4 separate regions of the Homo sapiens genome follow, and all the other regions are linked to region 2. A link is a contact called in ENCODE Hi-C or POLR2A ChIA-PET data. All regions are on one chromosome and are shown on one strand. The core of a region is the stretch at or near the end of the contact, and the rest is flanking DNA. Distances in the headings are between cores, read along the strand shown.

Region 1 (2,988 bases), core at 182-2,681, 640 kb after region 2:
AACACAAACATAGCCTATGCCTACACCAGATCTGGATCATCAATTTCACTGTCTTCCACCTCCATCTCTTGTCTCACTGGAAGGTCTTCATGGGTAATAACATGCACAGAGCTGTCATCTGATGGTAACAATAACTGGGGCCAGGCACAGTGGCTCACACCTGTAATCCCAGCACTTTGGGAGGCTGAGGTGGTTGGATCACCTGAGGTCAGGAGTTCGAGACCAGCTTGGCCAACATGGTGAAACCCTGTCTCTACTAAAAATACCAAAAAATTAGCCAGGCATGGTGGCGCATGCGTTTAATCGCAAGGGATTTGGGAGGCTGAGGCAGGAGAATCACTTGAACCTGGGAGGCAGAGGTTGCGGTGAGCCGATATCGTGCCATTGCATTCCAGCCTGGGCGATAAGAGCGAAACTCCATCTTAAAAAAAAAAAAAACAAAAAAACAAAACAAAACAAAAAAACACAATACTTGGAATACGTGGAAAAAAATCACAATACTTAGAATACCTAGAATACCTTCTGAAGGACCTGCCTGAGGCTGCTTTACAGTTAACTTAAAAAAAAAAGTAGAAGGAGTACACTCTAAAATAGTGATAAAAACTACAGTGAATTCATAAACTAGTAACATAGTTCTTACCATTATCAAGTATTATGTACTGTACATAATCATATGTGCTATACTTTCACATGACTGGCAGTGCAGGTTTGTTAACACCAGCATCACTCCAAACATGTGAGTAATGCTTGTGCTATGACCTTATGGTGGCTACTGTGCCACTAGGTGATAGACATTTTTCAGCTCCATTATCATCTTAGGGGGCCTCCCTCGTGTTTGCAGTCCATTGTAGACCAAAATGTCCTTATGTGGCACATGACTGTAGTTGCAATACAGGACAAGAAAGTTGCACAATAACTGGGCCTTAGTTCCTGATACTTAGTAGCTGGATGACTTTGAGCACTCTAAGGTTGTTTCCTAATAACGTAAAATAGGGAAGCTAATCGTGATCCGGTTGCCTCACAGGTTGTTGGGCCCTGGTCAACATATAAGTTACTGTGCCAAAAAATGAGTTGATATAATTTAAGACTGTGTTGAATCACAAACGTTAAGTTATTCTAACATTATTGTTTTTTAGAGGTTATGAAATGAAAGGGGGGGGGGCGAAAAACTTGGTCCGCATCAAGAACTGAATCATTTTACCACGCTGGGTGCTGGGTTATACTCTCCCCACCCAGCAGATCAAACTCCTAACCCAGCATGAAAGATAAACTACAACTCCCGGCAGGCCTTGCTTCCGAACTGCGTCTTATAACCTCGGCTCAGGCCCAGGCCCAGACCGCTCCCCGCCCCCGCCACCCATAAACTACATCTCCCAGGAGGCCCCACGGTGCCCGATTGTCCGCTTTTCGCCCGCCCCCTGCCTCCTCTTCACCCCGCGCCAGCAGCTCGGTGGCCGAGTCGGTCCCGCGGCCGGCGGATCGGGCGCGCGCGTCGGGGGTCGTCCGGCTGCCAGGCAGGGCGAGCACGCGCCGGGAGGCCTTGGAGGCGTAGGGGGCGGGGGTACGGCTCGCCTGCTCGCAAGATGGCGGACGAGGACGGGGAAGGGATTCATCCCTCAGCCCCTCACAGGAACGGAGGTGGCGGCGGCGGCGGGGGGTCTGGGCTCCACTGCGCCGGGAACGGCGGCGGGGGAGGCGGCGGCCCGCGGGTCGTGCGCATCGTCAAGTCCGAGTCCGGCTACGGCTTCAACGTGCGGGGCCAAGTGAGCGAGGGCGGGCAACTGCGGAGCATCAACGGGGAGCTGTACGCGCCGCTGCAGCATGTGAGCGCCGTGCTGCCCGGGGGGGCGGCCGATCGGGCCGGGGTGCGCAAGGGGGACCGCATCCTGGAGGTGTGAGTATCGGGGCTACCCGCCGCCCCATCCTCCCCGCGCCCCTCCTGCCCCTGCACTCCTCGCTACCCTTGTCACCCCCAGGCCGCACCTCCCCCGAGCTCCGAGCCGGCCTCCGGACCCCCGCCCCTCAGGCCTCCGCAGCCGGGCCCCTCCTTGTGGGCTGCCCTCCCACCACCCGCCCCGGGGCTTCTGCGACGCCGGTCTCCCACCCCGTCGTCTCCAGCTGATGCCCTTGCGCCCCCAGTGCTCCTCCCTGTGCCCCGATTACTCTGGGCTCTTCTCCGCCCCTTTGCCTTCCCGTTTGGCGTGCTGCATTCTGCTCCTCACTCCCCCTCGTCTTGCTCAGAAGGAACCTCATCTGCTCCTTACTGACGGCGTTTCGTTTTCTGATCCAGCCAGTACCGTGTCCCCCCCAAGTTCTCATCTTCAGCATCGCAGTTTCGTTCTCCACCACTCCCCTCCGCCCCCGTGGACTGCCCCTTCTGCCCTCCAGACCAAGTAGGCAGGACCTCTGGTCTGCTCCTACTTTTCCTCCGGAAACACCATCCCTCCCCGCTCGTCTCCTTTTTCTTTCCTTAGTTACCCTCTCCTCATGGTTACGCTGCCCCTAAATTTTTCCATCCCACCGTGTGCCCCTTTCCTCCCCTCCTTTTTGTATTTCTACTCCAAGAGTTTACCTTGCTTTCTGACCCTTGCATGCCTTTGGGGTGGGGGGCGTGGGATTTGACACCGTAGTTTCTCTTCTCGGTTGGCCCCGTATCACACCCTAATTTGGAATCTAGCGTCTCCATCAGCACACCCCTCTGAGAGCATCCCTTCCCTGGCCTCCTGCCTTCACTCCTGCTCTATACTCATGCCTCCTCCTAGTCAGGTTTATGGTAGACCCCTTGTAACTCCTCCTCCTTCAAAACTACTTCAAGCCCTTTTTGGGTCTTTGACCGCTTTGCTTTTTTAGGGCATGCCCGTCTCTGCTGCCTCTTCTACTCTATCCTCCTGTGATCCCACACTTGACTTTGTCCTAGTCTTTCCCTCCCCTAGGCTGCTTTTCCTTTCTTCTGTTTTTTAAGGCGCCTTCTGCTGCTGCAGCCCACCC
Region 2 (3,030 bases), core at 467-2,966:
AAGCAGGTCATGTACTAGAAGTCTACAAGCCATGGATGGAGCCAATGAGAGGTGTGTTATCCCTCCAGGCTGCAGGATGGGCCTCAAAATAAGCCAGATTGTAAAAAAGAGGTGGGTGAGAGGCAGTCAGAACAGTAGTCCTCAGCCTCATCTGGCCTACAGCTTGTCTGCAAAGTCCCACCAAAGGCCTCCACGGACCAAAACACTGCATGAGACTATGGCCCCAGGGGCAGGGAGACGCCGGTGGGTTTGAGAGACAGCTGGGGCGGTGTTGAAGGACACAGTGAGGGATCAGCCAGCCTATGGCCAGTGACAGGGGTAAAAGGAGGCCCTTCCTCCCAGGGGAAAATCTGGCCAGAGGCCCCAGTGAGGGAAGTGGGGGACCAGGGGAGAAAAGGATCCCTCTCTGGAACAGACTGTGCAGATCACGGTATGGTCAGCGCCAGGTCCTCAGGGACAGGACTGCAGGCAAGTCCTTACCCTTAGGAGCCCCTTTACATGTGCAGCCACTCACACCCCGGTGCGGTCATCCCGACTCCGGTATGCGGCAGCAACCGCCACCCACCCCTGCCCCAGCACAGATATGGGGGTGACTGCCTGCTGGAGGCCTGCTCGGACTCACTTCTCCAGGAACAGGGGCTCACTGCATTCGCCACGATCCTCAGAACCCCCTGAACCTGGGCCTGGCAACTCAGGTGACTGAAACCAGGTTTTGATGCCAGGAGCTAGGCTTAGGGAGGGAGAGACTCCAACTGCAGGCTAAAGATGAGTGCTCTACACCTGCAGTCAACCCACTTGCCACGGGCCTCTAGTGATTAACAAGCTACGGCCCAGAAAGCCAGTTCCACCAGGAGCTCCCTTGCCAGCCATCCACACCTCATAACGGTATGCCTTAGCCCTACCGGGCCGGGGCAGGCGCTCCGGGCCGCTCCTTCCTGTTTCCCGTTAAGCACATGGAAGCTCTGACCTCGCCTGCGAGGTGGGCACGGTGGGCCGGTAGGAAGAAAACGGGGCAGGGCCCTCCCCTCTCCTCCCACCCAAGCCACAGGACGCGTCCAGGCCAGGGCAACCCCGCGGGCCGCTGCCAGGGTGGAGGCTCTCGCGCCAATGGTCACCAAGCTCCTCCACTCCCCAACAAAGGGAAGCCCACGGCTCGGCCCCGTCGCCCGCAGCCCCCGCGTCCCCACCTTCCGCCCTACCTGTTGCCCGGGAAAGCTTCTCCGGCTCAGGGCGGCGCTGCCGCGGACACCGCGGCGCCAGGCCCGCCGGCCCCGGCCGCTCCCTTGAGGCGCTGCGCCCGCCTTACCCGGCGGCCGCCGCCATGAGCGCCCGCAGCGCCCCCCGCCAGCGCCGCCTCCCTCCTCGCCCCGGCCCCGCGGCCTTCCCAGCCCGACCCCTCCGCGGCCCCGCGACAAAGCGGCACCCGGGGCTCCCAACTTTTCCGCAGCCCCTTCCCACCCCCGCGCGGGGCTCGGGCGCCGGGCGGGGGCCCCGACTCACCCGGCGGCAGCGTTGGCGGGGCCGGGGCCGCTGCTCCGTGTACTCCGTCTGCTCGGGTGGTTGCTCCGAGGCCCCGAGGCCTGGCTCCCCGCGCCTCTCCTCCCTCTTCCGCCCGCCCGCCGGCCCGCGCCCGCCCTCGCCCTCCCTCCTCCGCCAGCCGCCGGCGCCGCCGCCGCCGCCCGCCGAGCCCAGTCGAGCTGAGCCCGAGCCCAGCCGGGAAAAAAAGGCCGCGAGCAGCCCAAGGGCCGGGAGGCTGGGCGTGACGGGAGGGGAGGGCGGGGCGGGCCTCTGCGCTGCGGCTGCCCCTTCGCCCCGGCGCGGGAGGCCAGACCCCAACCCTCCGCTCCCGGCCCCACAGCCGCGTCCACGCCCGTCACCTTGCGCTAGAGAAACCGCCGACCTGGGGAGGCGGGTGCGGGCTCCTTCCGCCACTTCGGTCTCTTTTCGGGGTGGGAGGTCTCCCACTGGGACCGACACAGACGCACTGGATGCCGCGGGGTCCCGGGCTCCGAGCGGCGGTGTCCCTGTCCCCTTACTCCTACCCACCCCCACCCACCCCCAACTGCTGTGCGGCCCCCGGTCCCCGCCAGGGTGGGCACATTCCCACTTCCAGCCCCACGGGGCGCGGGCGGAGGAGGGTGCAGCCCGGGGATCCTGCCCAAGTGCCTCGCGCCGAAGCTGAAAACCTCTCCAGGGCAGACCGAAGCAGCCGACCCTCGAGACCCAGTCGGAGCCTGCGATCACTCGGGCGACCCTCGCCTACCCCGCCGTAAAAGCCGCGGCCTTTCCACCTAGGTGCTACGGGACCTACCCCCGTGGCAAGGAAGAGCAAACCCGAACTTGCGCACACCCGGCGGCCCTGTCTGAAAGAGCCACCCCAACTTTTGTTTTGTAAAATGTATGAGTTTTCAAATGACACCACGTTTATCCGTATTCGATTTCGTGTTAAAAAGTGTTTTCCGGCCGGGCGCGGTGGCTCACGCCTGTAATCCCAGCACTTTGGGAGGCCGAGGCGGGCAGATCACCTGAGGTCAGGCGTTCGAGACCACCCTGGCCAACATGGTTAAACCCTGTCTCTACTAAAAATACAAAAATTAGCCGGGCACGGTGGCTCGCGCTTGTAATCCCAGCTACTCGGGAGGCTGAGCCACGAGAATCGCTTGAACCCTGGAGGTGGAGTTTGCAGTGAGCCGAGATCTCGCCACTGCACTCCAGCCTGGGCGACAGAGTGAGACTCCGTCTCAGGAAAAAAAAAAAAAAAGTGTTCTCCCCTTGGCCTGGCGCCGTGGCTTATGCCTGTAATCTCAGCACTTTGGGTGGCCGAGGTGGGCAGATCACTTGAGGTCAGAGTTCAAGACCAGCCTGGTCAACATAGCGAGACCCCCAACTCCTTTATAAATTTAAAAAAAAAAAGTTTTCCCCTTGAGTCGTGTGGTAAAATTACTGTTTCAGAAGTAATTACTGTTGGAAGATGCAACATGGTTTTCCTAGAAAGCTGGTCTTAACTCCTAACGTGAACGAGTGGTGACT
Region 3 (2,858 bases), core at 245-2,744, 810 kb before region 2:
GGAAACTGGAGGAGACTCAGGAGCTTCTGGCAGAGGTTCAGGGACTGGGAGATGGGAAGCGAAAGGCCAAGGACCCCCCTCGGTCTCCGCCGGATTCTGAGTCAGAGCAGCTGCTGCTGGAGACGGAACGGCTGCTGGGAGAGGCATCATCGAATTGGAGCCAGGCAAAGAGGGTGCTGCAGGAGGTCAGGGAGCTGAGAGACCTGTACAGACAGATGGACCTGCAGACCCCGGACTCCCACCTCAGACAGACCACCCCGCACAGTCAGTACCGGAAGAGCCTGATGTGAGGGCAGGGTGGGGTCTGGAACTTGTCGGGTTGGACAGACTCTTATCTCCGTGTTGCTGGATAAAGCTTTTTTATTTACCTCAATCAAAAAAAGAAAACAAAAATGAACTCATTGCTCTTGCTGATGCCTGACCCCACTACAACCCTTATTGCCCCACCTACTTTCCATATGCCCCTCGTATGCCCCTCAGGTTTGAGGAAGTGACCCCGCAGCAGTAGCAGGAAGTTTTTACCCAGCCAGAGAGAGAGAAGGCACGGTAAAGACACAGTCTGACCACTCCACACACCGCCCGCCCCCAAGACGGCACAGGGAGTCCACTGCTGCTCCCAAGGATACAGTGGGCTTCTAAGCTTAGAGCGGGAGGGGGATGAGGATGTTTTCTGTTATGTCCCACCCCAGGCCTTCAGTTTGAGGGTGAAGTTTCAGCTGCCCAACTCTAGTTGTAGGGATGTGGAGGCCAGTGTCACCTGTCCGTGCACATGGAAGTGAAATTTATCCCAGCCCTGAGGAGGATTTGTGGAATTAAAATCTCCCCAGCCAGACACTGGCTTCTCATTCCTAGCAGTCTCTCATTGAGATCGAGCTGCCTGGATTTTCTTACATGAGGTGTTTCTTCCCTTCATCTTCCACACCCTTCCCAACCTTGACTCAAAGATCCACCCTTGTCGGGCGCAGTGGCTCACGCCTGTAATCCCAGCACTTTGGGAGGCCAAGGCGGGTGGATCACCTGAGGTCAGAAGTTTGAGACCAGCCTGACCGACATGATGAAACCCAGTCTCTACCGAAAATACAAAAAATTAGCCAGGCATGGTGGTGGGCGCCTGTAATCCCAGCTATGCGGGAGGCTGAGGCAGGAGAATCACTTGAACCTGGGAGGCAGAGGTTGCAGCAAGCCAAGATTGTGCCATTGCACTCCAGCCTGGGCAACAAGAGCGAAACTCCGTCTCAAAAAAAAAAAAAAAATCCAACCTTGAGTGGATGAGACTAGTTTCATTATTTGATTCAGGGCCCTAGCACAGGGGAACTAGAGACAGACCCCACAGAAGAACTGAACTAAGAATGAAACTGGTGTGTGATGCAAGCTGGGTAGGATGAAGGGGAAAACCAAACATCTGTCCAAGTTCCTCTTTCAGCCATGCTGAGGTTTCCTGTAGCCTCCCCCTCTCCTTCCTCAAACCTCTTCCATCACTAAGCAAGTCCCCACTTTAGAAAAGCATCTGGATGCCCACGCCACCACCCTCCCAGCCACCTCTGAAGTTGCCAGGCTTCCCAACATTCTTGTCTGTGGTAGGTCCCACACAACTCACTGTTCACTCTTTCCTTGGAAGTGTGTGAGATGAGGTTTAGTAACGGTGAGGTCCCCAGAAGAGCTATGAAGGGAATAATTTGATTTTGGGAAAGAAGGGGACAGAGTCTCATGAATCAAGTAAATGAGGGGTTAAAAGCCACATTGAAGTGTGCCTTGCTAGCTGCTTGATCCTCCAAGAGCAGCGGGGCTTCACTAGAGGTAAGGGGAGGAGGGGGAGGAAACGGGGCCAAGTTACATGTAGACCTGGCCATGACGCTGCCCCGATGTTATAGGAAGATGGGATAGGAGGAAGCGGGGGAAAAACCTGTGGGAGAAACAGATTCTTCAGTCCGCATTCTTCTGCTCTAACGTCACTCCTACAACCCATGTAAGCAAAATGGGGGCCTCTGTCCCCTTTCCAGAAATCATCTCTTTCCTTCACAGCTCTTCTCTGGACCTTATCACTGCTGTTAAACCATCCCTAGGGCAGAGGAATTCTTGCTCTCTCTAGTCCCTTGCCACTCTGTCATGGAGATTGTCCCCAGCTCTAGACTGTAGTTACCTAGCCTCTTCCTTGAAGAATGTGTATCCCAGTTGAGTGAGGGAAAGTGTGCAAGAGTGCCACCTTCATGTCATTCTATGGTCTCTTGGGGTATGAGGTGAGAACCCAGGCTTCCAGACTTCCTGTCCTTCAAATAGCTGCACTCTCCACAGCCCTAAGCATGGTCAGCAGAGCCATCCATTGTCACAAGTATTGAAGTCTAAGGTAGAATTATGCTTTCTTTTTACAAGTCTCTATCTTTGTATTTTACCAGCATTTTTCCTTTTCTTTTTTTCTTCCTTGTTGCTCCCACATAATGAAAAAAGACAAAAGCACAAATGACATGTGTATCCCAACATGTCAATTATCTGTGGCTCCCAGGGGAGCCAGAAGATGGAGGGAGACACTAGAGAGGAGAATGACAGGTGAAAGAAGCAGAAAAGAAAGATCGGGGACCTCACAACAGTAAGAGAGGAGCTGGGCACTGTGCTCCTGGGCTTCAGGCTCTAAAACCAACAGCTTCCAGTTCTCCAGCAGTTACTGGAACATCCAGGCCCTAGGGTGGTGAAATGAGCCCAGCTTTGAAACCAGATGGATCTGGATTCAAATTCTAACTCTGTTACTTCTTGATTATGAGGCTCTGGGCAAGGCACATGCTTTCCGAGTATCAGTTTTTTTCATCTGCAAGCTGCAGAGCTATTGGATGGGTGAGGACAATATGGAAAATGCCTGTCAGTCA
Region 4 (2,791 bases), core at 76-2,575, 690 kb before region 2:
GTTAAAACATAAGGTAAAATATCAAAAACTACTTAGAATAGACTTAAAATATTCACACCTACCCACCCCTACCCACACCTCTGTCCAACAATGTGCCTTTTGCAGTTGGTAATTATGGCAGGGACAAACTCACTTAAATTTTTTTTTAATTCGCTATCCTCGGGACCCTAATTAGAATTGGGCTGCCCCCTTGCGGTCTCTCCGACGTCCTATCTTCAACCAGCTCACAGTCCTTGGGCCCTGCTCTCCTCTCCATTGTACTCTCAAAATGCAAGGCGCAACGACAATAGTAACGTCCCAGTTACTTCTGAGACTCTCTAAACTCTGGACTTGCCTCCCTCCCCTCCTTCAAAGTCTTTCGAATCTTCTCCAGCGGACAAATGAAGGGACTGAAGCTGGACAAAACCATAACCTAGGAGATCAGGGACCTACCCCATTCTGTTCCCCGTGCTTGGAATCAGATAATTTAGGACGCCGGGCCCGAGAAGCCTGGATAAAAAAGTCAGGAAAAACTGAGTTTCGTTTTGACCTCTAGCGTCGTGGCGGGCTGGCATCTGAGCTGGTAACGTGCGTGGTAGGTTATGTAAGAAAAGGGATGGAGGAGCCGCCCCAGCGGGAGCCAGAAAGGACGCGGTGTTCTCGGTTGCAATCCCCACCCTCCTCACCCAGCAGGGCAGGAGGCACCCAACTTGGAGGAGAAAGGGGTGGGGGAGGTGAAACAGAGACCGGAGAGTCACGAGGGCTGGGCCGCCGAGAGCAGGAGAATATACCGTGTCACACACCTCCATTCTCTCACACACGTTGCAGACACAAATCACTGACGGTTTCCACGTGCTGCGCTCGTGAGCGGAGGTGTTCAAAGAGGGGGCAGATGAGTTACTTCCCGAGACGGAACCGGGGGTCCCACGTCCGCCGCCTTCAGTAGCACAACCAATCTCTGAACACTCAAACCGCGCATCTCTGGCGCATCACCATCCTATTTAAGGCCACGGGCTCCGCCCTTTTCCTCCCCTCCCTTCTTTTCCACTCTTTTTCCATCCTCCTCCTTTTCTCATCACCGGGTCCTCTCCAGCAGCCGCATGTAGGGGAGGAGCACGGAATGCTTCCCTTACAGCCAATCATCACCTGGCTGCCTCTCTACTGGCTGAGCCCCTTTGTACTGTAGCAAATGGGCTATGGACTTCAGTAACTAGAGTCACGTGTTACCGGCGACACAACCAATGAGGGCGCGAGATCTGTGTAAGCAGGGGGAGGCACGTGCCGGGCCGCACGTGTCTGGGAGGGGGGGGAAGGGGCGGGGCCCACTGAGAGAGGCGGAGGTGGGTAGATAGACCCGGAGAGACGGCGAAGGAGCTGGAAACCGAGCCAGGGCTGAGCCGGCTGACAACAGGTAAGGAGATTCGGAGGACAAAGCGAGCTGTTAGGGAGTATTTGGGAGTGGATTTGGGGGCTGAATGCAGATCTTGGTATTGGGAGGGTTTGCATCACGTGGCAGGTGCGAGCCCAGAGAGACCGGCGCAGGGATCCTGATCTTGAAAGATTGGGAGAGGGCAGGAGGCCAGTCTCTATGGGGGCGGTTCCCGTAGGATCACCAGGTGGGTTCGCGTGCCCAGATTGACTGCTTGTGGGTGGCATGGCCTCAGGTGGAGAGGCTTGCTGCGGACTCAGGCTGGCGAATAGCCCTGGCGAACAACGGGCGGAGGGGAAGGTGTCTTTCAAGTCGGTATTTACTCTGAACTGAGGGAAGAAAAGAACGGAGGCCGCGTCAGACCGAGAGCTGCTCTGCGGCGGCCAGAGAGGGAATCCCAAGCTCTTAATGGGCGGGGGTGGGGGTAGAAATGTCTTTTTCTATTGTGTTTGAGACCGGTAATATTGGGGAGGGGGAGAACAAGTATTATCCCACGCAGTACACCCCAATCTCCCAGTTCATTTCCTAATCCTTAAACTCTGGTTTCAAACTCCCTCGCTTTGCTCTTCAGTTGCAGGTTCCGATCTTTGGGTACTCCAGGAGCTGTTCTATAGCCCCTGCTTCTGGACCTATGGATTCTCCATCTAGCGTTTCTTCCTATTCCTCCTACTCTCTCTCTTCGTCTTTTCCCACCTCCCCAGTGAACAGTGACTTTGGCTTCCCCTCTGATAGTGAGAGGGAGGACAAGGGGGCCCATGGGCCCAGGCCAGACACTGTTGGGCAGAGGGGAGGTTCACGGCCCAGCCCGGGTCCTATCCGCTGCAGGCATCGATCGAAGGTTTCCGGTAACCAGCATACACCATCTCATCCGAAACAGCGGGGTTCGGCTTCTCCTATGGCAGGATCTGGGGCGAAAAGATCAAGAGATGGTGAACTGGAGACCAGTCTAAACACCCAAGGTTGTACCACAGAGGGAGACCTGCTGTTTGCCCAGAAGGTAAGAGAAAGCAGGTGAAAGGAGATTCTCCTGGAGTGCCTTAGCACCCAGCTGGTTGATAAGGACCCTGTGAGGACAGTATTGACTCCCAGATTTGGAGGTGAAGGAAGAGCCACTGCTGGTGTGGGCAGTTTTTTGTCTTCTTACAGCCTTTGTCCTATTTTCCTACAGTGTAAAGAACTCCAAGGATTTATACCTCCTCTCACAGACCTACTCAATGGGCTGAAGATGGGTCGTTTTGAGAGAGGTAATCTTATTGTTGCATTCATTTGGGCTAGGTTCATTTCTCTTTCTCTTTCCCTCTTTTGACGTGTATTTCTCTGAAGTTCTTGTTTGGGGCCTATATTACTCCTTTTTTGCTACTATGACTTTATTATTATTATTAT

What was found. Hi-C counts contacts between places; a loop is a spot of excess contacts on that map. ChIA-PET counts read pairs that join two places held with the same protein, here RNA polymerase II (POLR2A). Pooled maps may share reads with other maps.
Region 1: a loop to region 2 is called in a pooled map, with 2.9 times the contacts of the local background. The contact joins the promoter of SNX27 here to the promoter of CERS2 in region 2. A Hi-C loop is called at or near these places in 2 of 50 pooled maps. POLR2A ChIA-PET finds 5 or more read pairs at or near these places in 2 of 52 experiments (HepG2 and T-cell).
Region 3: a pooled map shows a loop between it and region 2 (5-fold over the local background). The contact joins the promoter of LINC02988 here to the promoter of CERS2 in region 2. A Hi-C loop is called at or near these places in 4 of 50 pooled maps. POLR2A ChIA-PET finds 5 or more read pairs at or near these places in 5 of 52 experiments (A673, B cell, OCI-LY7 and 2 more).
Region 4: a loop to region 2 is called in a pooled map, with 2.5 times the contacts of the local background. The contact joins the promoter of CIART here to the promoter of CERS2 in region 2. A Hi-C loop is called at or near these places in 5 of 50 pooled maps. POLR2A ChIA-PET finds 5 or more read pairs at or near these places in 2 of 52 experiments (activated naive CD4-positive, alpha-beta T cell and endothelial cell of umbilical vein).

The regions. Positions count from the first base shown.
Region 1 is chr1:151,610,619-151,613,606 of GRCh38, forward strand. SNX27 (sorting nexin 27) reads left to right here and starts at 1,432. Exons shown (of 12, transcript NM_001330723.2): 1 at 1,432-1,894. The coding sequence starts at 1,584. It overlaps LOC124904420 (a long non-coding RNA gene), which reads right to left and starts at 2,750. Exons shown (of 2, transcript XR_007066622.1): 1 at 2,573-2,750; 2 at 1-1,781. RefSeq lists an enhancer at 1,208-1,307 and a silencer at 1,348-1,787.
Region 2 is chr1:150,973,119-150,976,148 of GRCh38, forward strand. CERS2 (ceramide synthase 2) reads right to left here and starts at 1,717. Exons shown (of 11, transcript NM_022075.5): 1 at 1,501-1,717. RefSeq lists enhancers at 1-866, 824-968, a cis regulatory region at 896 and silencers at 1,072-1,561, 1,582-2,021.
Region 3 is chr1:150,159,234-150,162,091 of GRCh38, forward strand. LINC02988 (long intergenic non-protein coding RNA 2988) reads left to right here and starts at 1,495. Exons shown (of 4, transcript NR_135098.1): 1 at 1,495-1,577. PLEKHO1 (pleckstrin homology domain containing O1) reads left to right here. Exons shown (of 6, transcript NM_016274.6): 6 at 1-832. The coding sequence ends at 290. RefSeq lists enhancers at 1-124, 1,255-1,564 and silencers at 425-474, 2,175-2,244, 2,833-2,858.
Region 4 is chr1:150,281,229-150,284,019 of GRCh38, forward strand. It overlaps CIART (circadian associated repressor of transcription), which reads left to right and starts at 1,326. Exons shown (of 5, transcript NM_144697.4): 1 at 1,326-2,405; 2 at 2,577-2,652. The coding sequence starts at 2,040. LOC124904414 reads right to left here and starts at 954. Exons shown (of 2, transcript XM_047438213.1): 1 at 433-954. The coding sequence starts at 788. RefSeq lists enhancers at 201-310, 392-1,592, 631-710, 1,067-2,008.